Linked DNA regions of Homo sapiens: region 2 is linked to region 1. A link is an interaction called in ENCODE POLR2A ChIA-PET data of the cell type or tissue named here. Cell type or tissue: PC-3. All regions are shown on one strand. Each heading gives the region's core, and the rest is flanking DNA. Links, peaks and the distances in the headings are about the cores only. Region 1 overlaps LOC101928688 (a long non-coding RNA gene). Region 2 holds the start of LOC101928688 (a long non-coding RNA gene).

Evidence for each region. ChIA-PET counts read pairs that join two places held together with the same protein. Peaks named below come from ENCODE experiments on the same cell type or tissue, not always from the same donor. Only the 100,000 strongest peaks of a DNase experiment are listed, where the experiment ranks them.
Region 2: POLR2A ChIA-PET joins it to region 1 with 11 read pairs; 4 of 35 experiments call an interaction of 5 or more read pairs at or near these places.

The regions. Positions count from the first base shown.
Region 1 is chr7:39,884,231-39,895,804 of GRCh38, forward strand. LOC101928688 (a long non-coding RNA gene) reads left to right here. Exons shown (of 9, transcript XR_001745176.2): 8 at 6,277-6,404. It also overlaps the pseudogene RN7SL496P. Among named protein-coding and RNA genes, the nearest start is that of CDK13-DT, 59 kb to the right of the region's middle. In PC-3, for the core only: no CTCF peak of the experiment used is centred there; no DNase peak of the experiment used is centred there; H3K27ac peaks cover 446 bases.
Region 2 is chr7:39,821,844-39,833,417 of GRCh38, forward strand. LOC101928688 (a long non-coding RNA gene) reads left to right here and starts at 8,917. Exons shown (of 9, transcript XR_001745176.2): 1 at 8,917-9,135. It also overlaps the pseudogene LOC100422519 and the pseudogene SSBP3P1. In PC-3, for the core only: no CTCF peak of the experiment used is centred there; no DNase peak of the experiment used is centred there; H3K27me3 peaks cover 5,709 bases.

The DNA of each region.
Region 1 (11,574 bases), core at 1,098-9,097:
GAGGCAGGCAGATCACTTGAGCTCAGGAGCTCAAGACCAGCCTAGGCAACATAATGAGACCCTGTCTCAAAAAAAAAAAAAAAAAGAAAGAAAGACAGGAAGAGAGAGAGAAAGAGACAAAGAAAGAAAGAGAAAGGAAGGAAGGAAAAAGAAAGAAGAAAGAAAGAAAATAAAAGAAAAAAGAAATTCTCCAATGTCTCCAATATAAAGCCAGCTTTGGGATCTACTACCCTGTGTTGGTGCTTCTTAAACTGGAGAACGCACATCCCCCAAAAATATGTCCAGAGAACCCACCCCACTCCCTGTGCCCTGGGATCTGCTGACCTCATTTTAAGAAATATTGCACCTAATGTCAAAATAACACAATCACCCTGCATTTGTGATTTTTACTTTGGTTGAATTATTTTATGTTATAAAGGTATGTTATATAGTTAGTAATACTACATAGCCAAAAGCTTTATAGATTATCTTTAATTTCTTGAGGTAGTGTTTTCCCAACCTGAACACTCTTAGCTGCCCAAGAATATCAATAGAGAAACCAGTTTGAGAAGTATTGTACTACACAGAAGTTGTCTAAAGACCCTGAGATTTAATAATCTAGCAACAGAAGTTTCTGGTTTGAGCTCAATTGACTCCTAAAGAAAGTTGGGGCCTGGGCATGGTGGCTCACACCTGTAATCCCAGCACTTTAGGAGGGTGAGGCAGGCAGATCACTTGAAGTCAGGAGTTTCAGACCAGCCTGGGCAACATGGTGAAACCCCATCTCTACCAAAAATACAAACATAAGCTGGGTGTGGTAGCACATGCCTGTGATCCCAGCTACTCAGGAAACTGAGGTGGGAGGATCATTTGAGCCCAGGAGGCAGAGGTTGCAGTGAGCTGAGATCTCGCCACTGCACTCCAGCTTGGGTAACACAGCGAGACTCCCATCTAAAAAAAAAAAAAAAGAAAGAAAAGAAAAGAAAAAGAAAATTGATAGGAAAATAATGAGGGCTGGGGTAGGAGAGCAGGAGGCAGGGGCAGGGATCAGGGAAGGGCACAGGTGGCCAGTTGGTCATGGAGGCAGGATCTGTGGCTTTTAAGGGCCCTTTCTCTAGGACCTTGCACAGGGCCTGGCACACAGTAGTAGGCAGTCAATAGATATCGTTGAATGAATGAGGGAAGAGGGAGGAGGAGGAGGACAGAGATTGTGTTTTGTCATAACCAGAAACTCTGCCTGGATTTGTGTCTAAACTAGACAAAGCTGTGGCTTTTCACACAGCTTGGTGTGAGTTCGGTTGACTCCTAAAGAAAGTTTGGGGGCCGGGCGTGGTGGCTCACGCCTGTAATCTCAGCACTTTGGGAGGCTGAGGCAGGTGGATCACGAGGTCAGGGACCAAGACCATCCTGGCCAACATGGTGAAACCCCGTCTCTACTAAAATACAAAAAATTAGCCGGGCGTGGTGGCAAGGTGCCTGTAGTCCCAGCTACTTGGGAGGCTGACGCAGGGGAATTGCTTGAACCTGGGAGGCAGAGATTGCAGTGAGCCAAGATTGCGCCACTGCACTTCAGCCTGGCGACAGAGCGAGACTCCGTCTAAAAAAAGGGCCAGGCGCAGTGGCTCACGCCTGTAATCCCAGCACTTTGGGTGGCCCAGGCAGGCGGATCATCTGAGGTCGGGAGTTCGAGACCAGCCTGACCAACATGGAGAAACTCTGTCTCTACTAAAAATACAAAATTAGCCGGGCGTGGTGGTGCATGCCTCTAATCCCAACTACTTGGGAGGCTGAGGCAGGAGAATCGCTTGAGCTGGGGAGGTAGAGGTTGCAGTGAGCCAAGATTGACCCATTGCACTCCAGCCTGTGTAACAAGAGCGGAACTCCATCTCAAAAAAATAAAACAAAAAAAAGAAAGTTGGGGGCCAGGAGTGGCCGCTCACTCCTGTAATCTCAGCACTTTGGAAGGCCAGGGCAGGTGGGAACTTGGTTTCTGCTCTAACTGGTTTGGGGATGTGAATGAAGGGTAGGCAGAGATCTGACTTCAAGGCTTCAGGGAGCATGTGAGATAATTACAAAGTTAAGCAAGGGAAATTAAATTGCTGGCCAAAAATCACAATCCTTTTGCTCCTAAAGTTTAGAAATGCCCTGGTTTGCTAGAGAATTGACTTTTTTGAAACCTCTTATTTATTTATTTATTTATTTCTTAGACAGGGTCTTGCTCTGTGACCTAGGCTGGAGTGCAGTGGTTCCATCACAGCATGCTGCAGCCTCCACCTCCGGAGCTCAAGTAATCCTCTCACCTCAGCCTCCCAAGTATCTGGGACTATAGACATGTGCCACCGTGCCTGGCTAATTTTTTTTTTTTTTTTTGACATGGAGTCTCACTCTGTCACTCAGGCTGGAGTGCAGTGGCGCAATCTCGGCTCACTGAACCTCTGCCTCCCGGGTTCAAATGATTCTCCTGCCTCAGCCTCCTTAGTAGCTCGGATTACAGGCATGTGCCACCACGCCCGGCTAATTTTTGTATTTTTAGAAGAGATGGGGTTTCACCATGTTGCTCAGGCTGCTCTCGAACTCTTGACCTCGTGATCCATCTGCCTTGGCCTCCCAAAACGCTGAGATTTCAGGCATGAGCCACTGCGCCTGGAGCCTGGCTAATATTTTTTATTTTTTGTAGAGACAGCATCTCACTGTTGTCACCCAGGCTGGTTTCGAACTCCTGGCCTCAAGCAGTCTCCCTATCCTGGCCTCCCAAAGTGTTGGGATTACAGGCACGATTCACTGTGCGTGGCCCAGCTTCTTTTTAGTATTAAAAAAAATGTTGTGTCAGCCAGGATAGAATGGCCTATGCCACAGTAACAACCAACCCCCAAATTGCAGCAATCACATTTATTTCTTACTTTTGCTACATGTCCAAGGTGGGGCTGCAGGGCCTCTTTGCTGCTGCCACCACTCAGGGCCCAGGCTGCCAGTAGTGTCCTCTCAGCAGTGGCTTCCTTGATCATCAGGACATTGGGAAGGTGAACATGGTGAATTACGCACTGCTTTCTACCCAGAAGGGTCACATGTCATTCCTGCTCAAATTTCATTGACCAAAAAGAGCTACATAACCCAAATCCTACCAGGTGCCCCAAAGGTAGAGAGCTGCAAATATTTAGTGAACAGCATTTAATGACTACTACGTATTTTCCTTATGGAAAACAAACATACAGAACTAGAATTGCACAAATGAAGACTGAAGGTCTGGATTGGTTCTTCAACTCTATTAGGTTGGTGCAAAAGTAACTGCAGGTTTGCCATTTTAATGGCAAAAAGTGCAATAACTTTTGCACCAACCTAATACATATGCAAGAAGTTGTGTCACAAATTATAATTGGGGCTATAGCTATAGATTCACTGTTTGAAAGCCAATGTGAATCAAGGATTATTAGACAATGGGAGACTTCTACATTTCCCCCATACTGTTCTACAGCTTTGACTCAGAAATGCATTTTAGAATGTAAAAGATTTTTTCTTTTTTAAAACTCATTGCTTACTGCTTCTTAATTTAGTAAAAATCTACAAAGATATCTTTGTTTTCTTTTTTTTTTTGAGACGGAGTTTCGCTCTTGTTGTCCAGGCTGGAGTGCAATGGCGTGACCTTGGCTCACCGCAACCTCCACCTCCTGGGTTCAAGTGATTCTCCTGCCTCAGCCTCCCGAGTACCTGGAATTACAGGCATGTGCCACCAAGCTTGGCTAATTTTGTATTTTTAGTAGAGACGTGGTTTCTCCATGTTGGTCAGGCTGCTCTCGAACTCCTGACCTCAAGTGATCTGCCTGCCTCAGCCTCCCAAAGTGCTGGGATTACAGGTGTGAGCCACCACACCTGGCCTACAAAGATATCTTGATTGCTCTTCCAATTCAACTTTCCATTTGCAAAAGCCTCTAATATTTCAAAATTCTGAGTTTCTTCTGACAAAATTGGGGTAATCTGAAACAGGTAATGAACAAATCACAGAAAAATAGAGCTGGAAAGGAATACAGGGATTATCTCATCCAGCCATCTAAGAGAACAGAAAAGATAAAAATAATAAATAAATAAATAAATAGCTCTGGGATGTAGTCTTTCTGGCTAAACAGCTTCCCCATGAGGAAGTTGCAGCACTTAAACTTTTGACTCCTGTAGGCACAGCAGTGCATGCCTGTAGTCCCAGCTACTCCTGAGGTGGGAAGATCACTTGAGCCCAAGAAGTCCTGGACTATAGTACACGATGCCAATCGGGTGTCTGCACTAAGTTCAGCATCAGTATGGTGACCTCCTGGGAGTGGGGGACCACCAGGTTGCCTAAGGATGGGTGAACCAGTCCAGGCAGAAACTGAACAGGTCAAAACTCCTGTGCTGATCAGTAGTGGGATTGTGACTGTGAATAGGCATTGCACTCCAGCCTGGATGACATAGTGAGATCCTATCTCTAAGAATAGAGAGAGAGAGAGAGGGAACTAAACTTATCACTCCAAGCCAAATTCCCTTTCCTCACAGGCCTCTCATTAATGTTGGAAAATGCCGGGTCCTCTGTACAACTTTCTGTTTCCTACAGTTGCCTGGCCTCTATTTGTTTTTGTCATGTCATATTCCTCAACTGTTCTAATTGGAGTGGAGCTGTGGTCATCTATTGTTATAGTAGTAATACTGAACATTGCCATCATTTTTATTAAGTGATTCTTACTTGCCACAGCAGTATTGTATTTTCCCCATGCAAATATCATGTGTGATAGGTTCAACTGTGACCCCCTAAAAAATCTGTTCAAATCCTAACCCTTAGTGCCTATGAATGTAACCTTATTTGGAAATAAGGTTTCTGCAGATGTAATTACGTTAAGATGAGGACACACTGGATTAGGGTGTGCTCTAAGGTGACTGTCCTTACAATAGGTGAGGACTTGAGTGACGCAGGTACAAGCCAAGAAACACCAAGGGTGGCCAGCAGCCACCAGAAGCTGGAAAAGGTGAGGAAAGATGCTTCCCGAGAGCCTTCAAGGAGTATGGCCCTGCTGATGCCTTGATTTTGGACTTCTGGCCTCCAAAACTGCCAGAGAATAAATTTCTGTTGTTTTAAGCCACTGAATTTGTGGAACTTGTTAAGGCAGCCCAAGGAAACCAACACACTCCATGAGATGGTTATTAATTCTCATTTTACAGATGAAGAAACTGAGGTTTATAGAGATTAAAGATTTGCTTGAAGACTTAACAGCCATGAGAACTAAATCAACGTGTAGGTTTTGTTTGAATCCTATAAAAAGGCCATTTTTGAGATAATCAATGAAATTTGAATATGGTTTGGGTAGTGGATGTTATTTATTTATTATAAATTTTATATTATTGTTTTAGATGTTACTAATTATATTTGTTGGTGCAAGGTGCAGTGTTATTACATTGTTGTTCAATAACGGCATAGTGATCATATTTTAAAAGGGTTTGGCCAGGTGCAGTGGCTCATGCCTGTAATTCCAGCACTTTGGGAGGCTGAAGGGGGAGGATTGCTTGAGCCCAGGAGTTTCAGATCAGCCTGAGCAACATCGTGAGATGTTGATCTAAAAAAATAACCAATACATTTTTTTAAAAGAAGGAAAAAAAAATAAGTAGAAAGAAATATAAAAGGTTTTTACCAGCAAAATATGCATACTGAGGTATTTGTGGGTAAAATTTCATGACGTCTGGAGCTTGCTTTAAAATGCTCATCCTGGCCAGACACGGTGGCTCACGCCTGTAGTCCAGCACTGTGGGAGGCCGAGGTGGGTGGGTCATTTGAGGCCAGGAGTTTGAGACCAGCCTGGTCAACATGGTGAAACCTCCATCTCTACTAAAAATCTAAAATAAATAAATAAATAAGTAAGTAAATAAATCAGCCAGGGGCTGTGGCACACGCCTGTAGTCCCAGCTACTTGGGAGGCTGAGGTACAAGAATCGCTTGAACCTGGGAGGTGGAAGTTGCAGTGAGCCGAGATGGCACCACTGCACTCCAGCCTGGGTGACAGCAAAACTGTCTAAACAAACAAACAAAATAAAATGCTCATCCCCACCACTCCCCGAAAAGTACTGGAGGGAGTGGATAGATGAAACAAAATGGACACGTTGTCATTAATTGTTGAAGATGGATGATGTGTGTGTGTGTATATAGGGGTTTGTTATAGCATATATTGTACTACTCTTTCTGTTTATGTAACAAAAAATAACCTTTCTTTCTGAGAGAATTCAGTCCTATTGTCCTAGGGCATATTCTGTAATGAATTAACTCCACTCTTATGCATCTTGCAGGGAACTGCAGCATGGGATGCAACATTCTTGGAAGAACTGAGAAGAGTACTCACTCAAATTACCTTCTGTGTGGTTTCTATGGTTTCTCCACACTGGTTGAGAAAGTTCTGAAAACCGCAATCCAGAGGGTAAGTCCAGCTCGAACGGGAAGGCAGTCGGGCTCAGGAACATGGAGCAACCACCTGCCCTTCTGCTGCCCTGGACAATAGGTATTGCACTGTTGGAACTTGGTGGCATTTGCCCAAGGTCAAAATAGGGCATGAGGGAAGATGAAGGGATGGAAGTGAGCCAGCTGTGGGCATTCTCCTAGACACTTCTCATGCTCCTCTGCTTCTCTTAGCCCCTAGAGAACTAAGCCTCACCTAGTCCCCCACCCTTCTCCCCTGTCCCTAAAGCAGTGCACATCCCTTTCGAGATTTTCTGACAGTGACTAGGAAATTCAAGGGCAGGTTTTGTAGTGGAAAGTGCTGGCTAGGGTTGTGCAGCCCATAGGGGCCTGGTTTCCTAATCTGACCCCATGGCTCTTTGGCTGTGTGATCTGGGGCAGCTACCTAACCTCTCTCAGCTTCAACTGCCTCTCCTGTGAAACAAAGATGGTATTGCCCAACAGGCTGTGGGGAAGACTGAATGAAGCATTATTATATGTTATGCACCTAGTGAACTGCATGATATACAGCAGATGTTCAATAAGTAAGACACATGGCCGGGTGCAGTGGCTCACGCCTGTAATCCCAGCACTTTGGGAGGTCGAGGCAGGTGGATCACCTGAGGTCAGGAATTCGAGACCAGCCAGGCCAACATGGCGAAATCCCATCTCTACTACAAATAAAAAAATTGCCAGGCATGGTGGCGCACACCTGTAATCTCAGCTACTCAGGAGGCTGAGAATCGCCTGAATCTGGAAGGCAGAGGTTGCAGTGAGCCGAGATTGCGCCACCGCACTTCAGCCTGGGTGACAAAGCAAGACTGTCAAAAAAAAGAAAAAGAGATAAGGGCAAGAAAAGGCTCCAATCACTGCCTCAGCCACGTCCACTGCCATGACCACTGATACCTCACAGGATAATTTGCACCTTGGATTTCAGATGCTGATAACTGGTTTCTGTAAGGTGAGATCAGGGCAGAGAAGATCCAGGAGAGGGCTGGCATGCTGCCCAAAAGACTCCTTCCAAAAGGGCTGATGGCAGGGCTGAAACCACCTTTGCAAAAATTATAACAGAGGAAATTATGACAGTGAAAGAGATCAAACCTAACCGACTCCATCTGGCTTCTAACCTTTAAGCTGTCCTTGTTCACTCCTGGGCATAGGCTGAACTAACCTTGGGAAGGAATTTAGTTCACAGTTTTGCTCTGAAACAAAATTGATAATAGCCCTTTCCCCACAAAGACCCACTTCTTGCCTGGGGACCAGTCTATCTTTGTAGGACTCACAAATTAGCTACAAGATTAGAAATTATGGTTTAGAGGTCATGCAGCCTCTGGCTGCAAGAGTCTGAACCTCCCCAAATTGCTTCTGGGGATAACATCACCATTGTAAAGCCTAAGATCAGTGCTTGAGACATTTTGCAGACCTTGCACTGGTAGCTGACACTACCCAGAAGGGTAATCTGGCTCAACCAGTTCTGTGATCCCACCCAGGAACAGAAGACAGCAAGAAAACCTCACTATGACCCCCTAAAATCCCATCTCCAAACTGGCAAATCAGCACCCCGTACTTCCTGAGACTCCACCCCTCAAATTATCTTTAAAAATTCTCCAAATGCTCAAGGAGACTGATTTGAGTAGTAATAAAACTCTGGTCTCCCGCATAGCCTGCTCTGCATGAATTACTCTTTCTCCATTGCAATTCTCCTGTCTTGATAAATTGGCTCTGTCTAGGCAGCGGGCAAGGTGAACCTGCTGGGTGGTTACAGGGCTTTGGGTAGAAGAGAGAGAGGAGATGAGAAGAATGCTTACAGGGGAGGCAAAAGGGGAATTCCTGGGGCAAATCCTGGGGGGAAAGTAAGGGAGAGGTACTCTCCAAGGGACATAGGTGAAACTTGAGTCATCTGTAAATGTGAATACCTCCAAATAAATAGAAGAAATGTAAATAGTACTTGCTATGTCCCAAGGCTTATTCTGGAAGCTTTACAAATATTAACTCCTGTAAACTTCTCAACAACCTGTGACATAAGTGCTATTATTATCTCCATTTTGCATGTGAATAAACTGAGGCAAAGAGAGGTTAAGCAACTAGTCCAAGGTTGTCCAGCTGGTAAGGGTTGGAGCTGGGACTCAGATCAGACAAGCTTGTTCCAGCATCTCTCCACCAATTCTGGAAATCATCACTCTGTAGCTGAGTGTTGAGAATGGTACAAAGAGTTAAGATTCCTGCATTTTGATGGATCTTTCTTCTGAAAACTGGGTCACCCTAACAGTCCCCTGGGTTTACCTGGCCAGGATACCTTGATTCTCTGACACTTTTTTTCCTCCCTCAGGTCTAGTTCTGTGATCCCTCTTGGCTTGTGCCTTGTCTGCTCCAGATGGGGTGTCCTCTCTCTGTGCCAGTGTATCAGCCAAGGGTCCATCCAGAAAAACCCACTCAGAGTGATGTATACTAGGGAGATTTGAGAGGACCTAAACAATTTTGGAAGCTGGTTAATGCAAACTAAAAACAATTCTGGGATAGCCACAGTGGCTCACACCTGTAATCTCAGCACTTTGGTTTTTTGTTGTTGTTGTTGTTTTTGAGATGGAGTCTCGCCCTGTCACCTAGGCTGGAGTGCAGTGGCATGATCTCGGCTCACTGCAACCTCCACCTCCGGGGTTCAAGCAATTCTCCTGCCTCAGCCACCCAAGTAGCTGGAATTACAAGCATGTGCCACCACATCCAGCTAAGTTTTGTATTTTTAGTAGAGACAGGGTTTCACCTTGTTGGCCAGGCTGTTCTGAAACTCCTGACCTCAAGTGATCCACCTGCCTCAGCCTTCATCCCAGCACTTTGGAAACCTGAGGCAGGTGGATTTCTTGAACCCAGGAGTTCAAGACCAGCTTGGGCAACATGGCAAAAGCTCATCTCAACAAAAAAATGTATGAAGTTAATAATAATAATAAATAAAATGCTAAGGTCCGCGAACCACCTGAATGGACCCATCCTCTCTGCCAGGACATTCCAAAGTTAACCTGAAAAACTGGTTCAGGCCATGACAGGAAGGGAGGGTTGGACATACCTCATTATACCCTCCTCTCTTTTGGATTTCAGCAAAAGCTGACAAGCGTTAACATCAACACAGACCTTAAGTCTGATAAGAAAAACTTACGGGCCGGGCGTAGTGGCTCATGCCTGTAATCCCAGCACTTTGGGAGGCCGAGGCGGGTGGATCACTTGAGGTCAGGAGTTCAAGACCAGCCTGGTCAACATGGCGAAACCCCGTCTCTACTAAAAATACAAAAATTAGCCAGGCGTGGTGGTGCACACCTGTAATAACAGCTACTCTGGAGGCTGAGGCAGAAGGATCACTTGAGCTCGGGAGGCAGAGGTTGCAGTGAGCCAAGATCACACCACTGTACTCCAGCCTAGGTGACAGAGTGAGACCCTATCTCAAAAAGAAAACAAAAAAAGAAACACTTTCAGTCTATTATCCCTGAAGGCTGCTACCTGGAGCTTTCACCTGCATGATAAAACTCTGGTCTCCCCAACCCCTTATCATCATAACCCAGACATTCCTTTCTGTATATTCCAGGTCTTTAGATAATAGCTTAATAAGTTAACTCTGTCAACCAACTGCCATTCAGAAAATGTTTAAATCTACCTATAACCTGGACCTCCCCCACCTGCCTCCTTCCAGTTGTCCCACCTTTCCAGACCAAACCAATGTACATCTTACATGTATTTGATGTCTTATGTCTCCCTAAAATGTATAAAACTAGGCTGTGCCCCAACCACTTTGGGCACATGTTCTCAGGGTCTCCTGAGGGCTGTGTCACGGGCCATGGTCACCCTCATTTGGGCCAGAATAAATCTCTTCAAATATTTTACAGGACTTGACTTTTTTTTGTCAACATTGAACAGTCTGTAGATGGCTGGTTCTGGGGCCTGAAGTCTGCAGGGCAGGTCCTCTGGGGATGAGGATGAGGATGGATATGAAGTGGAGGAAAGCAAGGATAAACTGGGACTCTTGAGCCCAAAGCTGGAGCCAGAGGACAGATTGGAGCCCACATAGGTCTTTTAGAAAGCTTCCAATTTCAAGGAAGTAGGTGTCCTATAGGGAAAGCTAGAGCCTTCCACTATGGAACCAAACATACATCTGGCCCAAGAGTCAGAGAAGCTGAAAGAGGCTCCAGCAAAATATGGAGGAGCTGTGAGCCACGGGCTGCCACCAACAAGGTGAGCCAACAGAAAAGCAACAACACGAGCATGTGCTGGGATGGTAGCTGGAGCCTGAGCCAGTCAGCTGAGCACAGAAGGGATACAGCTGCTGTTTCACCTCTGTCTTCCAAATTCCACCCAAGATGTCTCTTGTGGGCCATGCCAGCCTGGAACTATGCAGGGAAGGGGATGCTGGGAGACATTGTTCCAGCTTAGCTCAACTGCTGCAAGCCCAGGCCACACACTTGGGATAGGACGCCCTGCTCTTGCTGGGGAATCCCCTCCATTCTTTCCCTGGAAGTCAAACTGAAGAAAACAAGCCTCCTGCCCAGGGAATTTCTTTGCTTTCATGTTTGCTTTGTTCTCTGTTTTAGTGCCACGGTGGATGTATTCCCTGCTGCCAACTTCTAGTATGGACACCTGGGTGGGTGCCTTTGCTTCTCTTCAGAACCACCCACACCTTTCTATCCTTGGACTCTCCTCCCCAGAGGGGTCATTATCCCAATCAAACACAGTTATGATGAACAGAGAATCCCTGACAGTCACCAGGGATGTCACATAAATGACAGTGTAGTTATGTCTACCACACTGTTTATTCTTGATCTGTAGGATAAGTCTAGAACCAGTTACTTTTATTTAAATACTTTAACACTTGGTGATGGCATAATCTAAGTCAGTGGTTGTCAAACTTTTGCCTGTGGCAGAATCACCTGGAATCCTCTGATTCACATTTTGATTTTCTTTTTTTGTTTTTCTTTTATTGAGACAAGGTCTGGCTATGTTGCCTAGGTTAGAGTACAGTGGCTATTCACAAGTGCAACCATAGTGCGCTGCAGCCTCAAACTTCCGGCCTCAAGCTATCCTCCTGCCTCAGCCTCCCAAGTAGCTGGGACTGCACTGTATACACCGCAGCATCCAGCTCCATCCCAAGTTTCTGATTCAGGTCTCTAAAG
Region 2 (11,574 bases), core at 2,495-10,494, 61 kb before region 1:
AATGACAGTGTCACCCATGATGGTCTGCCAAGATTTAAGTGTCCTCTTTATGGTCAGATAGAAATAATTTTATCTGACATAGTTTAAATGTGAAATGCTTTTCTGGTATTACATTTCTTAAGAAATTGGTAATCTGTGATTTAACTAGAACATGTAGTCAATTGGATTGGCACACTTTTAACCATCTGTATGTAAGATAACTTCCTTCCCCACCCCAAATAAGTTAAAAGTTTTGTTGATCGTTAATGGAGGATCAGTGGATAACTCATCCTACATTTTGCGTGCAATTTTTTTGACTTTTGGACTTGTTCTATCAAGAACAGCTTTTAATAGGTGAATCTTGTTTCTAGTTTTATAAGAAATTAAGAAAAAGTTCAAAAGCAAATAGAACTCTATGATTAGGGCGGGCGCAGTGGCTCACACCTGTAATCCCAGCACTTTGGGAGGCCGAGGCAGGTGGATCACGAGGTCAGGAGATCGAGACCATCCTAGCTAACACGGTGAAACCCCGTCTCTACTAAAAATACAAAAAATTAGCCGGGCGTGGTGGCAGGCGCCTGTAGTCCCAGCTACTCGGGAGGCTGAGGCAGGAGAATGGCGTGAACCCAAGAGGCGGAGCTTGTAGTGAGCTGAGATCGTGCCACTGCACTCCACACTCCAGCCTGGGTGACAGAGTGAGACTCCGTCTCAAAAAAAAAAAAAAAAAAAAAAAAAAAACTCTGTGATTAGTAGTACAGTAACATACTATCTAATGGCTATATTAGATGACTATAATGACTATATTAGATATATTAATAGTATCATTTTTTCAACAATTATTCCAGTTACCTGAATAAAGCACACCTGGGATGTGCCTAATTCCCCCAGCCTCAAATTTTGACAACACATGTGCAATGTTGTCTACCAGTACCAGAGTCTCATTAGAGACTCAAGTATCCACGTATTGTGATTTGTTTTGTTTTGTTTTTTAGTGGAGCCTAGTCACATAGGCATCCTCTCCTTCACAGTACCAAAATACCGGGCTCCCAGTAGAAAAGCAACTGCGCAGATTATACCACATTGTTTGTACAAGCCATTTAGGCACAGTGAGCCACTCTTCTTAGTTAGGGAATGGTGGCGGTCCTCCCAAATCCAAGGTCCCAAACACCAGCCAAGGGCCAGTCTTGTAAGCTGGCCTTTCTCAGGATGGTAGTCTCCTGCCTCCTGTATGAAACCTTTACTATACAACAGCTATGGCCGTGATGTAATTTGGGGGGGTTCTTAGTATTTTATTTTAATAGCAAATAATAATATAATGACATAACACGGTACTGTTTTCAGTTGCATCACTCATACTAAGTTGTAATGATGCTTATGGTTTTGACATTTGGTGGATATTTTACAGGTATTTTTATATGAATTGCTATGGCAATATTAGATAATCATAATCTGTGTTTCTTATCTGATTAACCTTTCAGTAAAATTGTTAAATAAGCATACTAATTTCTGATTTTAAATTACAGTAAAAGTGGTCTTTTAATTACATGAATGGACCTGTTTTGATTCAGTGTTAAATCCCTGTTTATAATTATAAAATAAGATAAAATATTTAATAATTTTTATCAATTATTTTTTGCTTAAGTATACAGTTAAAATTATTAGCTATACATGCTCTATATAATTCAGTTTGGGAGATAATATCCATATTCTGTTATTAATTCTTTGACCTTTAGTGATTTGCAATTTTCAGGGTGACTATATCTTTTCATAATATAGAGTAATAGCAAATTCAGTGAATATCTTTTTTAAAATTAATCTTTACTTTTTAGAGCAGTTGATGTTCACAGCAAAATTGAGAGGAAGGTAGAGGTTTTCCAAATACTCCATGGACCCCCACATATGCACAGCCTCCCCCATTATCAATGTCCTCCACCAAAGTTCACTAGAGTTATTGATGAGCCTACATTGACACATCACCCAAAGTCCATAGTTTACATTAGGTTTCGCTCTTGGTGTTGTACATTCTCTGGACTTGGAGAAATCTATAATGACATGTTTCTACCCTTGTAAGTATCCTAGACACAATCATTTTATGGCCCTAAAAATCCTCTGTACTGTGCCTTTTCCTCTCTCCCCCCCACTAATCCCTGGCAACCACTGATCTTTTTGCTGTCTCCATAGTTTGCTTTTTCCAGACTAGTCTGGAATTCCACTGTATTGGAATAATAAAGTGGATAACTATTTGAATATTAAAAAATTAAAATTCCATGGTAATTGCAGTAGTCATTGAAGATGTTTTTTGTCCTTTTGTTTTCTTTTTGTTTTGTTCATCGTCGTAGAATATGATGATATGTGTTTTCCATACTGAGAAAGCATGATTTCTATAGACACTTGCCACATAATAGGGTTGACAAAAATGACATCATGCAGCACTACAGACCATCCTGCTCTATGAGATGGGTCCAGATAGACTTTCTATGAATGAAAAGGGACAATCTTAAGAGTTCATACTTTATAAAACCTTCATGCCTTGCAGTTGAAAATAAGACTAGGCAGTGAATACTACAGGTGGATAAATATATTCCTCACTGATTATCTTCCTTTGAGATACGAGTTTGAAAATAGTCTATATTATTACGACATGGCTCACCTACAACTAGATTCTCTGTCATGAGAAATGCCCAGAGAGTCACAGTGTTTGCTTTACATGAAGTGCAAAAGAACTTTTTTCTTCCACTGGAGAGAGTGACAACTGTTGGCACATTCTAGTAGCTTGAGTGAGTTGATAGTTCTGTTCACATATATTTTTCACATCAGATAGTACTCACTGGCAACTTGCCACCACCTCTTCAGTGTTTCTTCTTAAGCTTCTCTCTGAATAAGTGGTATGCTTCTGAGTGAGTGGATAAGCTCTTAAGGGAATGATCTTTCCAGTGGTTCTTTTCCATAGGAGTGAAATGGCAGGCAAATTTGAGCCTTGTTTGTGGCATACATAGGGCAGAGAAAATAGCCAGAACTAAGTAAACTTAACCAGCATTTTCCCCAGAAGAGTATTAGCAATAGTGAGTACAGTGATCTCCCTTGAGATCTTCTCCACTGGCAACTGAAAAGTCTTTGCAAGAATCTTTGTCCCTGGTCTGTTTCCTATGTTTTGCCATAAAACATAGTACAGTGCCCATGGACCTAGCTTCCTCGTGACAGGATGTTTTATTCTAAACTGAACAGTTTTAACTGAAGAACTGGAGAAGCTTTGTTGTGTCACAACAAAATAAGTCCAGTTGTCTTCCCTTATCCACAGGGGATACATCCCAAAACCCCCAGCAAATGCCTGAAACTGTGGATAGTACCAAGCCCTATATGTGCAATGTTTTTTCCTATACATACATGTCTATAATAAAGCTTGATTTATAAATTAGGCACAGTATGAACTTAACAATAGATAATAAAATAGAACAATCATAACAATATACTATAATAAGTTTTGTGAATATGGTTCCTTGAAATATTTTCTTGCACTGTACTCACCCTTATTCTGTTGATGATGTGTGGTGATACAGTGCCTCTGTAATAAGATGGCATAGGTATTGTGATGTAGTGCTAGGCTACTATTGACCTTCAGGAGAAGGACTATCTGCTTTGGGTGATCCTGGATTATTAAGCCTTGATAATACTGATGGTTGGATGTCAGGAGAAGACCTGCCAATGACTAACGGGTAGATAGCATATACGATGTAGATGCACTAGACAAAATGATGATTCATGCCCTGGCTGGGATGGATTGAGATGGCTGAAGATTTTACACTACTCAGAACGGCATGCAACTTAAAACTTATTTTTTTCAAACTTTTCATTTAATATTTATGGATCATGACTGACTATGGGTAACTGAAACCACAGAAAGCAAAACCACAGATGTGATACCGTGAAATACATATTTGGTCTTCAACTCTGTTAAAAGAAAAACTTCAGCTATATTAAATTTAAAGGAATTTAATTGAACAATGAACAATTCGTGAATCCAGCAGCCCCCAGAATCATGGCAGATTCACTGAGACTCCAGCACAGTCACATGGTAGAAGAAGATTTATAGGCAAAAAAAAAAAAAAAAAAAAAAAGAGGAAACGATGTCCAGTACAGAACAGCTGGATTGGTTACAGGTTGGTGTTTGCCTTGTTTGAACACAGTTCAAACACTCATCGGTGTATGAATGGTTGAGGTATGGCTGCTGGGATTGGCCAAGACTCAGTTATTGTTACAGGCACATACTCCTAAATTAGGTTTTTAATCTTGTCTACCTATTAAGCTAGGTTCCGGTTCATCCACAAGGACTCAAATACAGAAGTAAGGAGTCCTTCTCAGGTCACATTTAGTTCGCTTTAACAATTCCATTTCACGGCATACAACTCCTAAAATCCTTAGAATCTCCAAAGTGATGTATTTTTGTATGCTAATGATTGACTGATGGCTAAGCAGCTTCAGGATAGGGGCTGGTCACTGGAAAGATTAAGGCATGATTAGAGGATTGGAACTTCCAGCCTCCTGGGAGGGGAGAGGAACTGAAGATTAAGCTGATCACTGATGACCAGTGATTTAATCAGCCATTCCTGTGGAATGAAGCTTTCATACAAACCCAAGAGGATTGGGTTCAGGGAGCTTCCAGATACCTGAATAAATGGAGGTTTCTGGAAGGTGGTGCACCCTCTAAGGTTATGAAACTCTACACCCCTTCCCCAAACCTGGCCCTGTGCAACTCTTTATCTGTATTTTTGGTAACATTCTTTGTAATAGCCAGGAAATGCAAATTTTTTTGCTTCCCTAAGTTCTGTGAGCTGCTCTAGCAAATTAAACCCAAGGAGAGGTCATGGGAACCATAGCTTGAAGTTAGTCATTCTGGAGGCCCAGAATTGTGACTGGTGAGGGGAGGGGGCAGCCTTGGGGACTGCACCCCCAACTTGTGAGGAATTGATTTAGAGGACCCCCAGCTGGTGTCTGCTGCAGGATTGATTGATTGCTTGTTGGTGTGGAAAAGTCTTCCCCTCATTTGGTCACAGAAGTCTTCTGTGTTTGTTATTGTTGTACTTTGAGAGCAGAGAAAAAATACATTGTGGTCATTTTTTTTTCCACACATAGAATGGGTAAGGGGGTGTTACTGTGCATGCCTTCTAACTGCTCCTAGTCCATTAGTCCAGAAATCATGCTACGTTTGACACTGTTAGCTTATGATACAGATTTTGTTATTGATACCAGTGAGACTGATAGGGTTGATTTAGGATTATAATTGTACACAGCAGTTCCTTTTAAGGACCACATTTTGATAATTCCCATTCTTCCTTGCATTTCATAGATGCAAAGGAGGGGCAGTAAGAGTTCTTAATGCATTAATTTCCTACCAGTAGTATAATTAATATTCTAGTATAATCTCCAGGTATGGTCCCAAAGGAATACTTTGTAACAAAGCATCAGTCTTATGCCTTTTTAAAAAACAAAGTCTAAAGCATGCAGAAAAGTGTGCACGGTTTTTTAAAAATAAAGGTAGAGTTTTGCTCTGTTGTCCAGCCCGTTGTCAAACTTCGGGGCTCCTCAAGTGATCCTTCAGCCTCAGCCTACCAGGCACTTTTATGCTTTAAGTATTCTATGTGTTTCTATTGTTGATTTAAAAGGTATTTTACTTTTTTCTTTAACAGTGGATGGGAGTTCTGAAGACTCTGTAATCAGGTAGGATTTACAGATTTTAAATATTTATCTGTTAACTAAGGGAATAGAAGGAAAAGAAACGAACAACTGTTGATTGTTGCACCCCGTTGTGCACTCAAAATGACACATCATATTATGTACCTAACTCATTCCATATAGTCATCACAACAGCTTTGCAAAGTGTCTGTGCAATTACAACCTACTTTTTACTAATCAGGCAACTGTGGTTCAGAGAGGTTAATTGGCCCCTGATCCTATAATTAACAATTAGCTGACTCATAGAACAAGAGTAGAGACCTGATAGACCTGTGTATCTCTGGAATCAAGGTACAGGTCCAAATCAGATTAATTCAGAAAGTCACATTTAGTTATACATTAACTCTGATTTACACTTTTCTTTAGAAGTCTGATTAGTGCAAGAGTTTGTCCTATATAGTTTTGGCAATTTCAGTGCTAACCAGCAACATGTTTTTACCATCGAAGGTTTTAGGGCAGATCTCATTTAGCTACGGCCACAGAACCTTAGGTTTTACATAAGCAAGACCGGGCAAGTTTTAGAGACTTATTGGAAGAATTATTTTATTTTAAGTGAAAGATATCTACATATCCATGTTATGTTACATATCCATATTTACATATCTGTGTCATGTTAATTATATTTATCGTCTATTTACAGGCTATGTCTAGGTGATTTCTGTACTTAGACTTCCCGGTTTAATTTTCCCATTAGTTTACTCTGCCTAGTTCCATGAAGCTTTTTTCCCTAGAGATTTTTTTCTTCTTCCATTAGTTTTTATAATCTTCTCTTGAGTTTTTAACTTTCTTCTTCACTTTTCTTGGGGTGTCTTTTGTTCTATTATTTTTTCCATTTCTGCCAGCTAAGTGTTCCTTTTTTTTTTTCTGTAGACAGAATCAAAAGCACATAGAATTTCAGAACTTTAAGGAATCTTAGTGGCTAATCAAAATAACCTCTAGTACTTAAACCTGTGTTTAACATTCTGGTCAAGTGGTTATTCAGATGGAGAACCTGAAACTTAAGGAGGTTAAAGTGACTTATTTGGATACAGGAAGTGGCGGAAATGAGATTTGAACTCCTTTGAAAGCCCAGTCCTCTCCCTTCTTCATCATCCTGTCAGTGTGCATTTTAATAATAGAAAGGGAAGGTGGGAGTAGTGAACACAGTGGAAGAGGAAAAGAATGGAATCAACTGATGAACCCAATGGAAGAGGATAGGAATGAAAGGAGTAGGGGAAGGCCTAGTTTGAAGAGAACACTGAGGTAGGAACAAGGATTTTAGAAAAGAGGTCAGAATATTGGGGTTTATGACAAGTCTGATAGATTTTAGAAAGAAAGGGCACAGGATGTTGGGAGTTATCTAGAAAGGCGTATTAAAATAAGAGGTTCAAGGAAGTCGCAAACGAGTGGCTGCTTTTTTGGTTGTTTAATTGGAGCAGCTGACAAACTTCAGAGTTTCTATTGAATGATGGTAAAAGAATTTGAGTCACTGTGAAGAGTCTGCATAGCAGATAGGACTGCCGTATCATCTACTTTCATTGCAACTTGCAGAGGAGTGGCTCAGAGCCCCTCAAGTACCAGGGGACTAGAGTTTGCTGTACTTGACAGATCTGTGGCCCAGGGCAAGTGTCCCCTCACCTCTATTTCTTTTTCCAGTCTACTGACTTTTTCCCATGTCCATGCAGACTAGGGCAGGGGTAGGATTGGCTGTCAAATCAGTCATGGAGCTTCAGCTGGGTAGTTGAATCTGTTACCTGCTGGGGACAGATAACAGACTGCATTTAGCTTGTTTTCCGGGAGCAAGGAAATAGCTCCTACTCTTGGTTATTTGAGCCCATGCTTTTAGGAATTTGTGCTTCCATTGGCTGAAGATTTAAAGGTTGGAGACTGCCATAGAATCTTGCAGAAGAGGAATCTAAAAGGAAGGAAGATATTTAGATAGTACTTAATAGTAGTTAGGGACATAGAGCTGTACAACTACCAGGACTGTGTTTTTTCAGCAGTCCCTCTCTTTAGGTATCTGAGTGCCTATAAAGGTTGTTAAGGGCTTGCTAGTTTATGTGAACCTGAATAGGACAGGACCTATATAGGGAAAATACTAGGATTTTCTAATTTTTAATGTTTCAATATTTCTGAGAAGAATATTTTAATAACAACATAGACATTTGTCCTCTGACTTTCATATATTTAGCTTTCAATTATTTCAAATGTTTCAAGGTAAAGGTAAGCACTGAGGCCTTCTTTTTTTTTTGGAGACGGAGTATCACTCTGTCGCCCAGGCTAGAGTGCAGTGGCGCGATCTCGGCTCACTGCAAGCTCCGCCTCCCGCCCAGGCTAGAGTGCAGTGCCGCGATCTCGGCTCACTGCAAGCTCCACTCACTGCAAGCTCCGCCATTCTCCTGCCTCAGCCTCCCGAGTACGCCCAGCTAATTTTTTGGTATTTTTAGTAGAGACGGGGTTTATCTCGATCTCCTGACCTCGTGATCCACCCGTCTCGGCCTCCCAAGGTGCTGGGATTACAGGCGTGAGCCACCGCACCTGGCCCGCACTGAGGCCTTCTTAAGTGATTTCCGTGCTGAAGAACCCAGGCTGCCATTTTTGAGTGACAGAGATTAGTCTTTGAACCAGAAATAAATGAAGAAGAGGAGACTCTATATTTTTCTACCTTGTTTTAGATTATCAGGTTTGTTCCAGTTCAGGTATTAAAAATTATGTCAGCAATTAATTGGATTTTCAGCTCAGCCTGTAGGACATACAATTTGTGAAGACAAATTATTCTCAGACTATGCCAGTGTATTGGCTGCCATGATTTGTTACGGAACTATGCGTGGGTCTTGACTATTTCATAGGTTGGGAGAGGTGGAAATAGAAATAAGTAACTAAAATCTACAACAGAGGCCAAATTTTAATTTTCTTTTCTTTTTTTTTTTTTTGAGACGGAGTCTCGCTCTGTCGCCCAGGCTGGAGTGCAGTGGCGGGACCTCGGCTCACTGCAAGCTCCGCCTCCCGGGTTCACGCCATTCTCCTGCCTCAGCCTCCCAAGTAGCTGGGACTACAGGCGCCCGCCACTACGCCCGGCTAATTTTTTGTATTTTTAGTAGAGACGGGGTTTCACCGTTTTAGCCGGGATGGTCTCGATCTCCTGACCTCGTGATCCGCCCGCCTCGGCCTCCCAAAGTGCTGGGATTACAGGCGTGAGCCACCGCGCCCGGCCTTTAATTTTCTTAAGCAACATTAATATACAGATAGCTAGTCTCTCACCAGATTTGTTTCTATTTCTGTTTTTTTGGAGGTGACACTCAGGTATGGACCTGCAAATTACTTTCTTAAAGAAATGAACACACTCATTTTTGTTGTATATTTTTGCTCTAAAGGCTTTCCGGCAAACAGGCGATCAATGATTTACAGCCTACATCAGCTAAGGAAGACCGTGATTGTGATATCAAGGTAAAGTGCTCACATGTGAAATTAATTTTCTCATTATGAATCTAGTTTTCTATATAATTTACTCTTAAAATTTAGCAGTGGTCAACCTGTCATTGTTTTATGTTTGTAATGGAAAGTTGGTTACAAAAAAGCATTTTAAAGAAATATGAATAATTGAATTTGTAAAAATTGTACTTTGGTAAATAATAGATTGTTAAATACTAAGAGGGTGTGTGGGTGAGAAAAGGAATGTGCTGGAAAATGATTATATTGTGACAGAAAAATTATATTTGGCTAAGCTTTCTCACAATACAGGAAATTTGAAATGTGGTCAGGGTTTATTTGGATGAGTATGCTTTCTGTGACTTTTAAATTCATACTAACATGACTTTTATAATACTTATGCCTAAATAAATTCTTATCATAGTAATCATGGACTCTCCCTGGTGCGTTTTAGTTCCAAAACTGTACAGCAGATAGCATATAGTTTCTTTTTTTTTTTTGGACAGTTAATATTTTGGTATCATATACTTCTTAGGATAGCACTCTTTCCCTATTTCTATCCTTGGTTCTGTAATTAGACTAATACTAGAAATTGTGAAAATTTAGTTGAGTATTGTGGTACGTGCCTGCAATCTCAGCTACTTGGGGGTTTTAGGTGGGAGGATTTTTTGAGCCAAGGAATTTGAGACCAAATTGGCCAACATAGCAACACTGCTTCTCTCATATAAAAAAAAATTGTGGAAATTTAGAAATGTAAATTTTCTTTCTCCAAATGTACATTATAAAGGGATTCCATTGTGTTTTCTAAGTCACTTAATTAAGAACATACTTAAAACTCCTCAAATTGAAGAATTTGGACTAATGGGCTAGGACATGCTTTGCCCAAAATACCAACCAGTTCTAGCAGCAGAGACTCTTAATAACCATAAGGTAAGGCTTTGATTTCAGAATTTTTTTGCATCATACTTATTAAAGATTTACACTCAAAATCTTTGTATCACATTTAAAAACTCCAAATGTAAGAAGTCTTTGTATTTAGTTATTTAAATAATCACTTTAAAGCCCCTGCATTAGTATAAGCTACTGGAGGTTAGGAAACACACCTGTTTATATCCTGGAGTAGCTAGAATAAAGTATTGCCTGTAAGAAGCATTTTAATATTTTGTAATGTGAATACTTGAACAGACAAAAGGATTTCTATATAATGGAATGTTACAATTAACATGAGATACATACCTAATAATTAAATCTATGGCATTTCTAAAGTATGGCTTAAATGTATAGTCCCTTTCAATGTTTAGGATGTATAAATTCAGATGAGTTATATTGGGAAAATATGTCATAAATAAGAAAGAAATATGCCATCAAATAGGAAAGAGGGTTACAGTATACTTTGCAGTATCGTCCAACTATAAGCTTAGGTTAGGATTTGAGATTTAAAATTTTTAAACTTTTTAAACCCCAACCCATGTTCTACTAAATATATCTTTTCAAGCCATAGATTACACTTTAGAATTATGATTACTAATTATTTCTCCAAGTGGAAAGTTTATGGAACATTTCTTTTTCCATTTCTCTCTCCCTCTCTATAGTAATAATGGTCCATCTTTCAGGTAGTTGTAGATGACCATGTTTAAATACTTGAATGTATTGTTTTATGGTATAAAATTAAGCTCTTAGAGAAATATTTACAGCAAACTAATTGTAGAGTATTATTAGGGATATATTATAAACAAAAATCTCTGTTATATATCTGTATTTCCCCATGTACGTTAGCATACTTGATGATTTTCCTTTGGGTCCTGCTTGACAATGATTGATGTATATAAAAACTTTTAAATCATCAATCGGGATAATCATAGCTTTGTTTTTTTGTACTAGATCCTTTCTCCAACTTTTAACTACCATTCTATATGGTGTCAATGGGAAATTAGAACTATTAGTATGTTTACAGGGGAATGAGAAAACCATTTGATTTTGAAAATAGGATTTACATTTCTTTCTTACATCGTAGTAGTACCTAAAAATGCCTCATAATTCTATAATGACAAAAGCTTTTCTTACAATGTAAAACTTTAAAAATTAATTTTTAAAAAGGAGTGTTCTTGCAGAATTTTGAATTGAGGTCTTAGAATGAAATCTTTTCATTCAATATAAAATGTATATGACCATAATATTCCAAAAATATTAGCATATATTAAAACAAGTATATTTTATATCCTTGAAACAAATGTTGAAATATGTAATTGAGAGGGCGGCGGCGGCGGCGGCGGCGCTGGAGGCGCAGAGGGCGGCGCAGGCGGAGCCGGGCGGGCGCGCGAGCGAGCGGAGAGCGGGCGGCCGTGCGGGCGGCGGCGGCACCCCCAGGCCGAGCCGGCGCCGAAGGAGTTCCAGGGCGATGGGGCCGCGGCCCGGGCTGACGCTTTGACAGCTGGAAAGAGCGCGGAGCCAGCGCCT